2 separate regions of the Homo sapiens genome follow, and region 2 is linked to region 1. A link is a contact called in ENCODE Hi-C or POLR2A ChIA-PET data. All regions are on one chromosome and are shown on one strand. Each heading gives the region's core, a stretch centred on a gene start or an enhancer-like site at or near the end of the contact. The rest is flanking DNA. Distances are from core to core; before and after follow the strand shown. Region 1 overlaps HHIPL1 (HHIP like 1). Region 2 holds the start of TRMT61A (tRNA methyltransferase 61A).

The links. A loop is a pair of places that touch in the nucleus more often than their neighbours do. ChIA-PET counts read pairs that join two places held with the same protein, here RNA polymerase II (POLR2A).
Region 2: a loop to region 1 is called in a map of breast epithelium, with 13 times the contacts of the local background. The contact joins the promoter of TRMT61A here to the enhancer-like site in region 1. A Hi-C loop is called at or near these places in 1 of 168 maps with a recorded cell type or tissue (breast epithelium). POLR2A ChIA-PET finds 5 or more read pairs at or near these places in 1 of 52 experiments (BJ).

The regions. Positions count from the first base shown.
Region 1 is chr14:99,669,203-99,676,609 of GRCh38, forward strand. HHIPL1 (HHIP like 1) reads left to right here. Exons shown (of 9, transcript NM_001127258.3): 8 at 3,115-3,197; 9 at 5,889-7,407. The coding sequence ends at 6,424. Among named protein-coding and RNA genes, the nearest start is that of CYP46A1, 11 kb to the right of the region's middle. RefSeq lists enhancers at 1-416, 1,358-1,957, 1,958-2,559, 2,560-3,159, 5,891-6,454 and 1 more. Within about 2 kb of position 3,558, at least 3 of the 41 ENCODE cell types and tissues checked have a DNase peak (open chromatin) inside an H3K27ac peak, as active enhancers do; they include breast epithelium, where a contact is called at or near this core.
Region 2 is chr14:103,524,990-103,532,396 of GRCh38, forward strand. It overlaps TRMT61A (tRNA methyltransferase 61A), which reads left to right and starts at 4,207. Exons shown (of 4, transcript NM_152307.3): 1 at 4,207-4,272; 2 at 4,961-5,320. The coding sequence starts at 4,990. RefSeq lists silencers at 4,134-4,183, 4,194-4,363.

The sequences.
Region 1 (7,407 bases), core at 2,308-4,807:
CGCCCAGGTGCTGGGAATGGCACGGAGCAGAGACTCAGGAACACTTGATGAATAAATGAGTGATCAGCTTTCTAAGCTGCTTCTCAGCCCTTAGATTTTCGCTTCTCTGCTGGCTTCCACAGCAGTCTGAACGTCTCTTCAACACTGGGTACGGACACAGCTTGTACTTGTCTCTAACGCAAGGCCTGAGGTTGCACTCCGAGAATCCACACCTTTGGCAGACTCTAGGAGTCCCCACTGTGTTTAGTTACCCTAAACTTTGAGACACACCAGGTTTGGGAAAATCCTGAAACAAGCTGGCATGTTTCACGTTCTTGGGAGGCAGATGGGAGGAGTTCAAGTCCAGCCCGGGCAACACAGGGAGAACTTGTCTCTAAAAAAATTAATTAATTTTACAAAAAGAAAAATTCTAAAACACTTATTGTGCTTAAAATCTTTTACACTGGGCTCAGTGGCTCACACCTGTAATCCCAGCACTTTGGGAGGCTGAAGTCGGAGAGTTTCATGAGCCCAGAAATTCAAGACCAGCTTGGTCAACATAGCAAGACCCCATCTCAACAAAAAATTAAAAAATTAGTCTGGTGTGCTGGCGCACATCTATAGTCCCAGCTACTTGGGATGCTAAGGTGAGAGGATCACTCGAACTCAGGAGGTCGAGGCTGCAGTGAGCTATGATCGCACCACTGCCCTCCAGCCTGGATAACAGAGCAAGACCCTATCTCAAAACAAAAGACATTTTAGAATAGTTTCAGATTTACAGATAAGTTGTAAAAACTACAGTGTTTCCTGTATGCCCCTTACCCTGTGTCCCTTATTATGAACACCTCACATTACCATAGTGTACATGTCAAAATTAGTCAACTAGTATCAGTCCATCACTATTAATTAAACTCTACAACTCCAGTCTTTTACTTTTTTTTTTTTTTTGAGACGGAGTCTTGCTCTGTCTCCCAGGCTGGAGCGCAGTAGCATGATCTCAACTCATTGCAACCTCTGCCTCCCGGGTTCAAGTGATTCTCCTGCCTCAGCCTCCCGAGTAGCTGGGACTACAGGTGCCTGCCACCATGCCTGGCTAATTTTTGTATTTTTAGTAGAGATGGGGTTTTGCCATGTTGGCTAGGCTGGTCTTAAACTCCTGACCTCAAGTGATCGGCCCACCTCGGCCTCCCAAAGTGCTGGGATTACGGGTGTGAGCCCCCACGCCCAGACTCCACACTCTTTTTCAAAGGATGTTTCTAGTTGTTCCCCAATGCCCTTTTCCTGTTCCAGGATCCTGTGTTGCCTTTAGTGGTTGCGTCTGCTTAGCTTTCCCCTGTTTGTGTCAGCTTCTCACTTTCCTTGTTTACCAGACTTTTTTTTTTCTTGTTTAAGAGCACACATAAATTATTGACATGACTTTTTATCAAATAAAACATAATCACTTCCTGCTTCCATCCCTTCCTTCTCATTTCCCTGAGGTCCCATCCATTGTTATCTATGCAGCGCCAGGATTTATGTGGTTGTATTTGGATCACACGCAGACTTGGTTCTTTTTCCTTCATTTATGCCCATTTTGTCTAAACGTTGCAAACATCGCCCTCCAAAAAACCATTTCTAATGGCTGCTTGATTTTCTGCTGAGTCACTATAACCCATTCCTTGGAATTTTAGGTTATTTCCAATTTTCAAAAAAGAATGCTCCTCTGAGGAAATGCTACATATACCAAGTGAGTGCCTAATTCATGCCAGATGTTGCCTTAGAGCCATCATCTTCGGTTTTTCCAATCCCGTTTCCCTATTGGCTTGTTGTCCCCATGTCATAGAGAGGGACCCCAACGAGACTTAAGGAGTTCTCTCGCTCACGGTCTTGTGTTAGGAGCCAGAAGTGGGCTAGATTCCTCCTCCCGCCCTGACCCTTCTCCCTTCATTCTCCTGTCTTGGAATAACTGTTTCTTTGCACCCACACATATTACACAGAGGTCCCATTATAGTACATTTGGAAAATGAAATAAATGGGGAGTGGAGGAGGTAGGGTCAGGTCATCTGTTACTACCCACACGTAACCACTGTGGCATTTTGGGGTGGATATCCTACCCTTTTGCATAACAAAGACTTTTAATGCAATTTCCTTAAGGAACAAAAGCCCCACTGGGTCTGTCTGAAGTGTGTGGATGTTCTCTGGAGGTCAGAGCAAGAAAAAAACCTCGCTTTTCCTGCAGCTTTGAGAAGCGTATGTGCCTGGTTGTGTTTCTGCAGCCTCTGGGGACAAAGACCCTTGTCCCTCTTTTGTGTCCCTCTTCGGCCAAGCCTGTCTGGAGGCCACTCCGTGTCACGTGGCTGCTTCACCCCTTGGCCTTTCCACTGGAATCCTATTGAAGTCGTGGGCCCACGTGGGTCTGTCCTGGAATGGGGTCATTCCCAAAGAATCACAGATCGACGGCCAAAAACTAATTAAAACGGAATTCCATTCCCTATTGTGCCCTTAAAAATGTCAAAGGAGACCCAATTCCTAGCCCTGGCACCCTTCTCTGACTCTTTTGTCTCCCTGCTCTCTCACACCCCACATGCCAAGGCCCCAAATCCCTCAGCTCTGCCTCCAGGCACAAGGCTTGCTTTCCTTACCACCCCCGCCGCCCCCGTCCTTTAGGTGGTTCCAGGCAGAGGAGCCTCTCAGATCCTGCATCAGAAATCCAGGAACCAGAGGGGCAGAGAGAGACCCTCCTCAAAGGCTGTAGGGCTGGTGGGAGAGGGTGGCGGGCAGGAATCAGGCTGCATTTCAGGAATCAGACGGCAGGCTGTGGGAGGAGAGAGACTGGCATTTGTTCACACCCTGAGGACAGAGTCCATGCTCTGGATTAGAAATGTCCTGGGAAAGAGTAAGCCTCCAGCCCTGGTGCTATTCCAGCAGAGGCTGAGCGTGCAGCCGGTAGGCTGTTATAGGGGATTTATGCCCTGGAGCTCTTAGAATCCTGGGGGCATGGAGTGGGCAGGGAAGCTGCAGGCCACACAGTAGGTGCATGGTGAATGGCCGCCTGTTACTATCGTTGCTGTTCATACCTGCCTCACTGTAGAGAAAAGGCACCCTCAGGGTGGGCTCCCAGGGTGAGACTCATAACCTCCTGTGTGTCGTTGGCAGGCGGGCACCACCTGGCAAATGTCAGATCCAGCCTGCTCAGGTGAAGATCAGAAGCCGTCTCATCCCCTTTGTGCCCAAAGAAAGTAAGTGCCTGCCAGTGGGACACTGAGGGTTGGGGGAGAGATCCCGCAGCCCACAACGGCTGCCTTTCCAGCCAGACTCGGGTCTTACCAGCTGGACCTAGATGCCCCTCTTCAGCCCCTGTGCCTAGCACTGTGCCTGGCACACATTAGACATGGTGGTAAGGTGGATGGGACTTTAACTAAACTGGGTCTTGCTTGATTGGTCACAATTCCTTAAACCAAGAGAGAAATAGCTGGTGCCAGGCAAGGTACTCTGTGAGTTCTTGGGAGGGACAGAGAAAGAGGATGTATCTGTGTGTAAGCAAGGGAGACCGGAAGAGTTGTTTGTGGGAGGGGCTGGCATATGGGCTGGGCCTTCATAGATTGTTGACAAGCCTGATGAGGAGAGACGACAGAGCAGGGCCACAAATGACTGCCCATGGGGCCTGGGACTGGGGGAAGGGGATGCCCCAGGCTGGGGCTGTTCCCCTGGGCCCAAGTTAGGTGGGAACAAAGACCCTGTGTTGCCAGGTCTTCCAATTCTTCAGAGAAGCAGAAAATCCCCCCATCCACTCATTCACCACGGACACGTGCCCTGCCCTGGGGATACAGCACACGGCGAGACACTGCAGTCCTCGCCTTCTCAGCCTGTTAGGTACAACCTCCCAATTCAAAGTGTTGGCGACTAGTTCAGAATTTTAAAAACCACTCCGCGAGCCAAGGAAAATATTTCAGCAGGCCAAGTGGGCTCAGCAGGCCACCCATTGGCAGACTGGGTGTGTATGGGGGTGGGGAGGGCAAGAAGAGAGGGAGGCTAGGCACCTGGGCTGAAGAGGTACCCGGGTAGAGGGGGAAGGGTCTGAGCTCAGTGATTTTGGAAGTGAGTTCTGGCCACAGTTGGTTTCAGGGCTTGGTGAGTTTTTCATTTACTCATTCAGCAGTTTCTGGCACTTTTGTTAGTTACTGGCTCCATGCTGGATGCCAGAGCCACAGTGAGAAGTCAGACTAGGCCCTGTTCTGGCTGGGACGGACAGAGATGTCATTTACTGTCCAAGGCCTTGTGATCGAAGTGTGTGCCAGGTACCGTGAGGACCCACCCAGAACAGTGGAGACTGGGGTTGGGGGTAGGGGTTCCTGGAGTCTGAAAAGAAGAGGAAGGGTGCACCAATAGGGGGTTGCACTGAGGGGGGTGGCAGCTAGGGGGATGGCACTGAGTGGGTATGGCACTGAGGGGGGTACACCTGGAGGGGGTGCACTGAGGGGGATGGCATGGAGGGGGGGTGCACTGAGGGGGGTGGCACAGAGGGGGTGGTGCACTGAGGGGGGTGCACCTGGAGGGGTTGCACTGAGGGGGGTGGAATGGAGGGGGGTGCACTGAGGGGGTGGCACGGAGGGGGTGGTGCATTAAGGGGGGTGGCATGGAGGGGGGGTGCACTGAGGGGGGCGGCATGGAGGGGGGGTGCACAGAGTTGGGGGATGCACCCAGGCAGGTTGCACGGGGGGGTGCACCTGGGGGAGTGCACTGAGGGGGGCTGGCACCAAGAGGGAGGTTCACTCAGGAGGGTGCACCGAGGGGGGTGGCAGTGCAGGCAGAGGGAACAGCAAGAGCCACAGTGGGAGAGGTGAGGCAGCCTGAGGAGCAGGAGGTGGGGGCCAGGGGCCAGGGTGCAGGGACAGGGAGCGCCTTGCCCATGTCATGGTGCTCTGGGCCCTGGCCTGTGCTTGGCCTTGTGCTGAGAGGCCCTTTCTCAGCTCTCTCTCAGTGGTTTTCAAAGTGGGACTGGCTGAAGTGGGGCGGGATTAAAGAGGTTTGGCCTGGTGGCCCCAGGATCCTCCCCATAGTAATTGAACAGTCTTGGGCTGTGACGCATGGCAGTGCCCAGTGCCTGGCACTGCACCTGTGTGGAGTAGAGCTGGGCACAGCAAAGTGTAGATTGAGGTCTATCCCTGTGGCTGACCTGGGCCAAGCGTGTCCCCACATTCTGCAGAGACAAAGGAAATCACCTGCCTCAGCTCCCTAGCACCGACTGCACCCAGGCTCTGTGGTGGGGTATAGGGGCTCTGCCTTGTTCCCCAGACACAACCAGAGTTCCCCCATCGTACCCGCTGTGACAACCCGCTGGTGCCAACCTTGGGAACCAGGAGGAAAGAGATTCACCCTGACCCCAGGGATCCCTGTGTGTATCCCGTTCCCAACCTGCTGGCCACTGGCCACCACAGACCCGCAGCAGTTTTTACCCATCTGTGGGCCTCAGCTTCCTCACCCTCACAACCAAGGCCTGGAAGATGAAACGGTGACTTTCTCTTAGAAGCCTTCCCAGACACTCCTTCCTTTCATTGCCTTCCAGAGTTATGAAGTGCCAGGAGCTGGCTCCCCCACCAACCTAGGGACTCCTGGGAAGGTGGGGCTTGGGGTAGGGAGACGCAGCAACAGCAGACTGGCACAAAGCAGTTGATAGTGTTTGCTGTATGACTGAAAAAGCCCCTGGCCCCTGAGTCCAGGCCGGCATCTTGCTGGGTCCGGGTGACCTGGGAAGCACGACTGGGAGCGCAGGCGGCATCCCGTCTTCTGGGTGTGAGTGCAGGACAGACCCAGGACATCCTTCCCCGAGTCTGCGCTCTCCGCACAGGTTGCAGGGCAGCACAGGGTGGGCAGCAGGGCTGGACAGGGGCGCCTGGGTCCCTCTGACGGCATACTCTTCCTCTGCGCAGAGTTCATCCCGAAGACACGGAGCACCCCGCGGCCTACAGCGCGGGCGCCCACGCGGGCGCCCCGCCGAGGGCGCCCCACGGCCGCTCCCCCCGCGCCAACCCCGCGGCCAGCGCGGCCCACCCAGCAGCCAGGGAGCCGGAGGGGCGGCGGGCGGCGGCGGGGGCGGCTGAACTCGGCGAGCCGGGCGTTCCGGGATGGCGAGGTGCGCCTGGTGCGGCCCGCGGGCCTGAGCTCTGGCAGCGGGCGCGTGGAGGTGTTCGTGGGCGGACGCTGGGGCACCGTGTGCGACGACTCCTGGAACATCAGCGGCGCCGCCGTCGTGTGTCGCCAGCTGGGGTTTGCCTACGCCGTGCGCGCCGTCAAGAGAGCCGAGTTCGGCCAGGGCGGCTCGCTGCCCATTCTGCTGGACGATGTGCGCTGCGCGGGCTGGGAGCGGAACCTGCTGGAGTGCCAGCACAACGGCGTGGGCACCCACAACTGCGAGCACGACGAGGATGCGGGCGTCGTGTGCAGCCACCAGAACCCCGACCTGTAGGCAACACGCCGCTGCCCCAGGCCATCCCGCCGGCGGGGGAGCCTGGCAGGGGCCGCTCCGCCCTGTGTGCGCCCAGCGGGTGCACACGTGTTCTAGAGTGAAGGGGGTGCGGGTGTGTGCTGTCCTGGGGACATGTGTGAGGCGCTGCAGTGCATGTGTGTCCTCTGCAGACCCAAGGCAGGAGTGTGTGTTGGGGGCGGTGTGGGCTCTGGAAGTGCATGGTCCATCATGGGCGGGAGGAGTTCCTTTCTTACCTCCAAGCGTTTCAGACACCAGCAGGAACAGCAGCCGGGCTGTGGGACCCTGAGGAGGGAGGGCAGCCAGGCTTCGAGGACGGACATGGCCCCTGGCTGTGCTAACAGAGGCACAGCTTGCAGACTGAGGGCGGTGGGGAGAACCAGGCTTGTCCTGCCCACAGCTGGAATGGAAGGTGCAAGAACAGCCGGAGGGTGGCCTGAGGAATGTGGCCCGGACAGCATGGCCTGGTGCCCGCATCCCCCCCACCCCCTGGCAGTCAGAGGCGCTGGAGAGAACCGGAAGGCATCCAGTGGGGAAGGGAAAGCCTTCTGGAAGGTGGGAGCAGGGTGAGCTGCAGGCCTGGGGCCCCACTGGAGGGGCAGGCTGCGTGGAGGAGCCAGCACCTGCTCAGGGAGGATGGCTGTGAGGACTGGATGACCTCCAAGGCCGTATGCTGGAGAAGCCACTCAGCAGCATACTCAGTCCTTGTGGGTGCTCCTGGGATGGGACCAGCCTCCTCCAACCCTGAGGCCTGATTCTCTCTTGCTCTTGGGGCAGAAGCCACCCACACTAGCTGGGCAGAGCTTTCACCCTGGCCCTCCAGTGAGTCGGTGGGCCTCCACTACTTTCAAAGCTGTGTTTGGGCCCTGGGGCCACCTCTGTCCTTTCCATCCCCATCCCTGCTCAGTGTAAACCCAGGAGACCTGATTCCTCCAGCCCTACCTCGGGGCTGACCAGGCTGGGGG
Region 2 (7,407 bases), core at 2,957-5,456, 3.9 Mb after region 1:
AGACACAGAGACAAAGTATAGCGAAAGAACAGTGGGCCCAGGGAACTGGTGCCAGCATATGGAGGACCCGCGCCGGCACTGGTCTCTGAGTTCCTTCAGTATTTATTGATCACTATTTCTACTATTTCAGTGAGGGGGATGTGGCAGGACTTTAGGGTAATGGTGGGGAGAGGGTCAGCAGGAAAACATGTGAGCAAAGGTCTCTGTGTCATAAATAAGTTTAAGGAAAGGTGCTGTGCCTGGATGTGCACGTAGGCCAGATTTATGTCTGACTTTACACAAACATCTCAGTGCAGTAAAGAGCGGTATTGCCGCCAGCATGTCTCACCTCCAGCCATAAGGCAGTTTTCTCGTATCTCAGTAAATAGAATGTACAATCGGGTTTTACACCGAGACATTCCATTCCCAGGGAGGAGCAGGAGATAGATGCTTTCCTCCTATCTCAACTGCAAAGAGGCCTTCCTCTTTCACTAATCCTCCTCAGCACAGACCCTTTACGGGTGTTGGGCTGGGGGATGGTCAGGTTTTTCCCTTGTCACGAGGCCATATCTCAGGCTGTCTCAGTCGGGGGAAACCTTGGACAACACCCAGGCTTTCTTGGGCAGAGGTCCCTGCGGCCTTCCGCAGTGCATCGTGTCCCTGGGTACTCAAGACTGGAGAATGGCGATGGCTTTCACCAAGCACACTGCCTGCAAACACATTTTAACACAGCACGTCCTGCACAGCCCTAAACCCATTAAACCTTGAGTCAACACAGCACATGTTTCTGCGAGCACAGGGTTGGGGCTAGGGTTACAGATTAACAGCATCTCAAGGCAGAAGAATTTTTCTTAGTACAGAACAAAATGGAGTTTCTTATGTCCACTTCTTTCTACATAGACACAGTAGCAGTCTGATCTCTTTCTTTCCCCTACACTTTCCCTCCACAGGCAAGGTCAGAACTGCAGATATGAGATCCAGAGGGCAGGGCTGCCTATGGCAAGCAGTGAGCCTGGCACTGGGGCGGCTCCGGCCTGGCGCCGCTGGTAACCCTCAGCTTTCTGAGGTGGGTGTTTTTGTCCCCAGTGTGCAGACAGAAGATCATTTTATTTTTGTTTTTATTCTGTTGAGACAGGGATCTTGCTGTGTTGGCCAGGCTGGTCTCAACGTGCAGATAGATCAGAAGTTGGGTGACAGAGGTGTCCAGTCATGGGCCCAGCAATCCTTCCACCCTCCCAGAGCGCCGGCCCTGTGCGAGCCTGCCTGGGGCAAAATGACAGTGTACGGGGGCCAGGCAGCTGTGACGGGGACAGCAGCAGCAGATAACAGTGGGGAGGTGGCCCTCAAGGCCTTCAGACCTAAATGTCAGGGTGAGACCCCCCAGGCAGGGGCTGATTGGGAGCCTTAGTGTCCCCCAGAGCAGGTGCACAAGGAGAGGGGCTTGGAAGGTGCCAGCCTCCCCTCCAGCTGACCTCCCCTGTCCACAGCCCCTGCTCTCCCTGGGGCCCACAGGGGCTGCTTTGGCAGCATCCAGGCAGGAGGCTGCATGACGTTACCAGGCCAGTGTTTGGTCCAGGTTCCTCAGAAATCACACCTGGTTACACGTGAACCACTGGGCCTGGAGGGGGCTTCAAAGGAGGCCCAGGTCTTTTATCCACAGAACATGACCCGGCTCAGCAGGTCAGGCACAGGGCAGACTCCAGGCAGGGCACTGGACTCTATCCTTGTAGTCTGCTCCTCTGCAGAGTGCAGCCAGAGGCAGCATTGCTTCCTCCCAGTGCCCTGCCCCTGAGTTCTGCAGAGCCCGAAGAGGAAGCGGGCTGAGGTCAGGAGAGGGACAGGGGCTGACTGGGGATCACAGAGCACAGTGGGGTAGGAGGCTGTGCTGCTTAGAGGGGAGGGACTGCAGTCACGTGGTCCCTGCCAGGGATTTGGGCACAGCAGCCTCCCCAGTGGGCATCCTTCCTGCCTGTTCCCACCTTTCTTCAAATCAGCCATTGGTTCTCTGAAGCCGGTTTACTGGCTTTAATTCTTAATTAAGAGATAGGGTCTTGCTATGTTGTCCAGGCAGAACTCCAACTCCTGGCCTCAAGCAGTCCTCCCTCTTCAGCCTCCTCAGTGCTGAGCTTTGGGGGTTTATTGGCTTTAAATCCTAATCCCACTTTGACCTCACTGGCTGTGACTTCAGGCAAGTTATTTAACATCTCTGAGTTTCAGTTTCCCCATCTGTAAAGTGTTCCCTCCCTCCTAGGATCCTGGGGAGAAGTCAATGAGATGGCACAGCTGGGCATATACAGCATCAGCTCTTGTTAGGGGAGCCCCAATACAAACTCTGCACAGGGAATCATCAGCTGAGGTAGGGGGGATTGGTTCTGCTTGAGGACTCAGGCTGGGGACTGGGGCAGGCTCAGATGGAGCAGGTGGGCAGGGCTGAGGAGGCTGCCTGGAGGAAGGGGCACTGGAGGAGTTGACCAGCCAGTAATAGACAGAGAGGCAAGAGGGAAGTCGGAACCAAGGGAAACCACCGCCGAGTCACCAAGTCCTACCTTAGGCCCTTATAGGCACCCGGCCCTGACTCCACACCAACCACAGCTGAGAGGCTGGGGAAGAGAAACCCAAGAGAAGTGGAAAGTCAGAATCCCCCAGGGGAGAAATTAGGGGGTGACTCAGGCGGGTGCATCATCAAGGGAGAGAAGCATCCGCTGGAACACAGGTTCGGGAGCTGTGGAGGGGGCTGTTTCAACGTTGAGAGCAGAAGGCAGGGAGGCTGTAAGGCAGAAGTAGAGGCAGCTGGTGGCCAGCGTGGTGGCCCCACAGGGACAGGAGCCCACAGAGAGTGGGAGGCCATGGAAGGCCTCTCACCAGCTTACTCCTGGGGGCTCTCAGCCGCAGCTAGGGCAGGGACACAGAGGGGCTGAGGTTGGACCCCTAGGTTTCCATGATGGACCCTGAGAAGCCAATGCAAGGGCCACAAACAGCCTGGCCTGGCCTGCCCCAGAGGCGAGAGAGTTGAGAGTGCTCTACAGGCTGCCAGGGCTCCAGAGGGGAGCTCGCTCTGCAGGAGCCTGGCCACCTCATCTTACCAGGCTGGAGTGGCTGAGTGACTGGGGAGGGTGCCCTAGGGTCATTGCTAACTGGCTTGGGTTCGGGCGCAGGCTAAACCCTAGGCTGGGTAGGGGGGTCTCTGTTCCTCTCCAAGCTCTGGTCCTGAGAGCTAAGAGCTGGAGGAAGAAAATCCGTGTCCCCTGCCCCCGCTCCCCTGCACACACACTCCACAGAGGAGCCAGCTGGGAATGGTGTTGCTGAGACAGAACGCCACTCCCGCTTCCCTGTTCTGCCCATCCTCCAGCAGCACCTCCTCCAGTCTCCTGCCCAGGCTGCTCACCAGACCCAAAAGTGGGCCCAAGTCATCCAGTTCTCATTATGCCTTGGTTCGCAGGAGGGGACACAGGACCCCTACTCCCTCCTAGAAGCAGCTCTGCACTCAGGACAACGTGCCCCCGTCGGGGGAGGCAGGGCCTGGGCGGAAGGCCACTTCTGCAGACTTTTCCAGGCCCCCATCTGCTGCACAGAGCTCTGGCTGACCCTAGCCCAAGCCTTTTAGAACCGCCCCTTGACCTGCGATTCCTTTTCTGGAATTCATTTTAGGGCCCAGTCAGGGGTGTTCCCAGAGCAGTCTGCAATAACAAAATGTCTATGGCGAAGTGTCCTCATAGAGGACTGGGCAGTGAGCCACGGGCCAGCCCTCTGGTGAACCCCCAGGGGCCGTCAAAGGGGTCCGGGACAGCAGTGACAGCCAGGCCTTGGCTCCTGCCGCCCTTCAAATGTGCCTGGGTGCGACGGCAACCCGCGGCCGGCGGGGCGGGGGGACCTTTTGTTTGTTTGTTATTATTTGTAGAGATGGTGGGGGTCTCACTACGTTTCCCGGGCTGGTCTCGAACTCTTCAGCTCAGAAGAACCTCCCGCCTCGGCCTCCCAAAGCGCGGGATCACAGGCGAGAGCCACCGCGCCGGCCGGCCGCCATATGGATTTTGTCCAGTCTTTCGATCTTCCAGCGACCAGCAAATGTAAACAGAGCAGCTCACATGAGGGAAGAAGTCGCCCAGGAAACGTCCTCTGGGAGGGGCGGGAAGGGCAGCCTGGCGCTCCCAGGATCCCGTGCGCGGAGGGGGGGAGGGGGAGGCGGAGGCGGGGCGCGACGTCATCAGCGGGCGCGGAGCCGGAAGTGTTGTGGCCGCCGCCGCCGCGCGTCGCGGAGGCACGTGTGGAGCCCCGGCAGCAGGAGCGTCGCAGGTGAGACTCCGCGGGGTACAGGGTGGCAGGGCGCGGGTGAGGGTGACCCGGGCCGGGCACGGCGCGCAGGGCCTGTCCCTCCAGCCTCGCATGGGCGGCCCCCGCCGGCCCGGCCTGGCCCCTTGTTGCCTCTGCATCGGCTGGGCGGTGTTTGCGTGGACGGCCAGCTCCGCGTCCCCAGCCCCTTACTGGGGAGCCCTGAATCCTCTGTCATACCCTGCCACCTAGCCCCCGTGGGGGAGACTGGGGTGAGGAATCAAGCCTGGCTTGGAGGTGACCTCATTGACCATTTGCCTCTCCCCCGCCGGTGGACACCTCGCAAAGGCGCTTCCTCATCTCACATCTTGGGAATGGGAGTCAAGCTCCTGGAGAAGGGTGATGGGAGGGTCGGGTCCTCACTCCGGGAATCCTTGGGACCGAACTCCGCCATTGCCAAGCCTCAGTCTTTTCATCTCTGATTTAGGCTCATAGTCCCTGTCTCTTGTCCTAGACCAAGAAAGGCTTCAGAGGCCAGGCCAGAGTGCAGCGCTATTGGGCTCCCTGTCAGGCAGTGGCAGAGACTGAGGCTGAGCTAGCCACACCCCGCCCATGCCCACTGCTGGGATGTAGGCCTCGAAGCCTTCTACCTAGACCCTAGGCCCTCATCCTGCCTCCTGACTTGCTCATGCCTACACACACCCCTCCCCAGGTCCTTGGCCCTTGCCAGACATTAGCACCATGAGCTTCGTGGCATACGAGGAGCTGATCAAGGAGGGTGACACGGCCATCCTGTCACTGGGCCATGGTGCAATGGTGGCGGTGCGTGTGCAGCGTGGGGCACAGACCCAGACCCGGCATGGTGTCCTGCGGCACTCAGTTGACCTTATCGGCCGCCCCTTCGGCTCCAAGGTGACGTGCGGCCGAGGTGGCTGGGTGTATGTGCTGCACCCCACGCCCGAGCTCTGGACGCTGAACCTGCCGCACCGCACGCAGATCCTCTACTCCACAGACATCGCCCTCATCACCATGATGTTGGAGCTTCGGCCCGGCTCTGTGGTCTGTGAGTCTGGTGAGTTCCTCAGGCTGCCTCAGTTTAACGCAGAAATTGACACAAAGGTGGAGGTCAGAGCCTCCAGCCTGCCCTTCCTACAGACACATGTGGCTCCTCAGTTTCTATTTTCACATCTTTCCGGGATGCTGACAGCAGGGAGTGAAGGTGGAGGCAGAGAAGCCCGTTAGGAGGCTGGTGCTGTAACTGGAGTGAGAGGTGGTGGGAAATGGACCAGGAGGAGCTGGGGAGGACTGGTGCTCTAGTGAGGGTCCTGCTTGCCTTGGTGGGGCGTGGCCAGCTTGATGCTTGGCGCTGTCCTAGGTACTGACCGTCAACCTCTAGTCCTCCGTGCTGATGGTGAAGCAGAGAGAGTTGCCCCTTCTGGAAAGAGGCCAGGGCTACCCCGAGGAGCTCACTGTAGGTGGGGAGCCTTCCCCATCCTCATCCATGATCAGATCCTCACCTGCTACCAATGAATGTGAGCACCATTGTTGAGTCCAGGGCCTGGGCTGTGGGAACCCCTGCACATATACAGGTGCTGGGGCCGCCCAGTGTGGCGATTGAAGCCAAGATTGGCCCCAGGCGCTGATGCATCTAGGTTGTTGGTGGCGTGTTCCTCCCGGGCAGGAGAGCTAGGGTCCAGGTTCACGAAGAGTGCCTAGCACTGCCATGCTGGCTTTCTGAGGGCTGCAGGTCACCATGTCCCTCCCTGGGGTGTCTGGGTGGGAGGGGTGGAGAGCAGGACTTAGCCAACTCCATCAGCTGCTGCTCCTGTGCATCCTGTGGTGGGTGCTGGCCTCTCCGCCCCTGCCCCACTCTCGCGAGAGAGCTCAATCAAGCAGCACCTTCTCCTGGCCTCCTCAGATATGCCAGGTCCCCTCCTAGGAACCGTGAACTAGAGAGACCAGGTTCCTGCCCTCGAGGAGGGGGACACAGCCTAGGTGAGCATCTCAGTGCCGCTGGTTGCTGTGAAGCCTGTGAGACAGGGCTGCGTGTCTGAGGGGTACCCAGAGTGGGGACTCTCCAGCTAGGCCAGGCAGGGAAGACCTCTCTGAGGAGGGGACATTTGAGTTGAAAATGATGAGGAGGGACCTACGAAGAGCCAAGGGACAGCTCTGCACCAAGGAGGAGCCGTGCCGAGGCCCTGCAGTTGGAGCATGCTGCCGAGTCAGGCTCAGTGGGGGAGGCAGAGGGGCTGGGAGTGAGGTTGGAGGGGAAGCGAGCTCCACCCCGGAGGCTAACAAGTCTGACTTGCCCCTTAGTGGGAAGGGGGCATGGCCAGGCTTTGCAGAGGGGCGAGGCAGCAGGCTGGGGGCACCCAGGGGAGGGGCTGGACAGGTGGGGAGAGGGGCTGGCCCCTGAAAGGAATGTGGGAGGTGGCAGGACGTGGGACGGGATAGAGGGAGTGGAGGCACCTCCATGGGTCTGGCCCAAGCACTTGCGATGCTCAGCGCTATTTGGGTTCCAGGCATGGGTGGCAAGTGTGCAGTGGCTGCTCTAGCAGGAGTCTCCAGTGGAGGGGCCTGGGGATGGGAGTGGCATCAGGTAGATGGCCCCTGAAGCTGGAGTGGGAGGAGGGATGCAAGCCTTGACCCTCTCCATAAGACAGGAAGTCAAGCAGAGGGGCCATCTTGAGGGAAGCTGGGGAGGGAAGCTGGGGGCAGGTGCGCTGGGGAGGACTGGGGCCGTGTGGCTGGTGGCCAGGCCCTGCGTCCTGAGTCCAACCAGGCCAGGGCAGAGCCCCAGCCCCTGTGTGGTGGGGGCAGGTTTGGGCAGGCTTGGTGGGGGTGGGCTGTCTCAAGGGGACCAAGGAGCTTCTGGGGAGAGGTGGGCATGAGGACCGGCAGGGTGGGCCACTGTTGACGGGGATTGAGGAAGTGATGGGCCATGCATGGAATAAGACAGGGCTGAGTGATGGGATGGCCTCCCTGTCCCCCTTGCACAGATTTCCCCGGAGGCTCCAGGCAGCTGGGCTGCTCTCATTCCCTATACCTGCGCTAGGCAGGATAGGGCAGGGTTGCCACTGGCCTCGCCTGTGCCCACAACAGACAGCACGGCATACACAGCCTGTCAACCCCAGCTCACCCCTAGACAGGGTGCCCAAC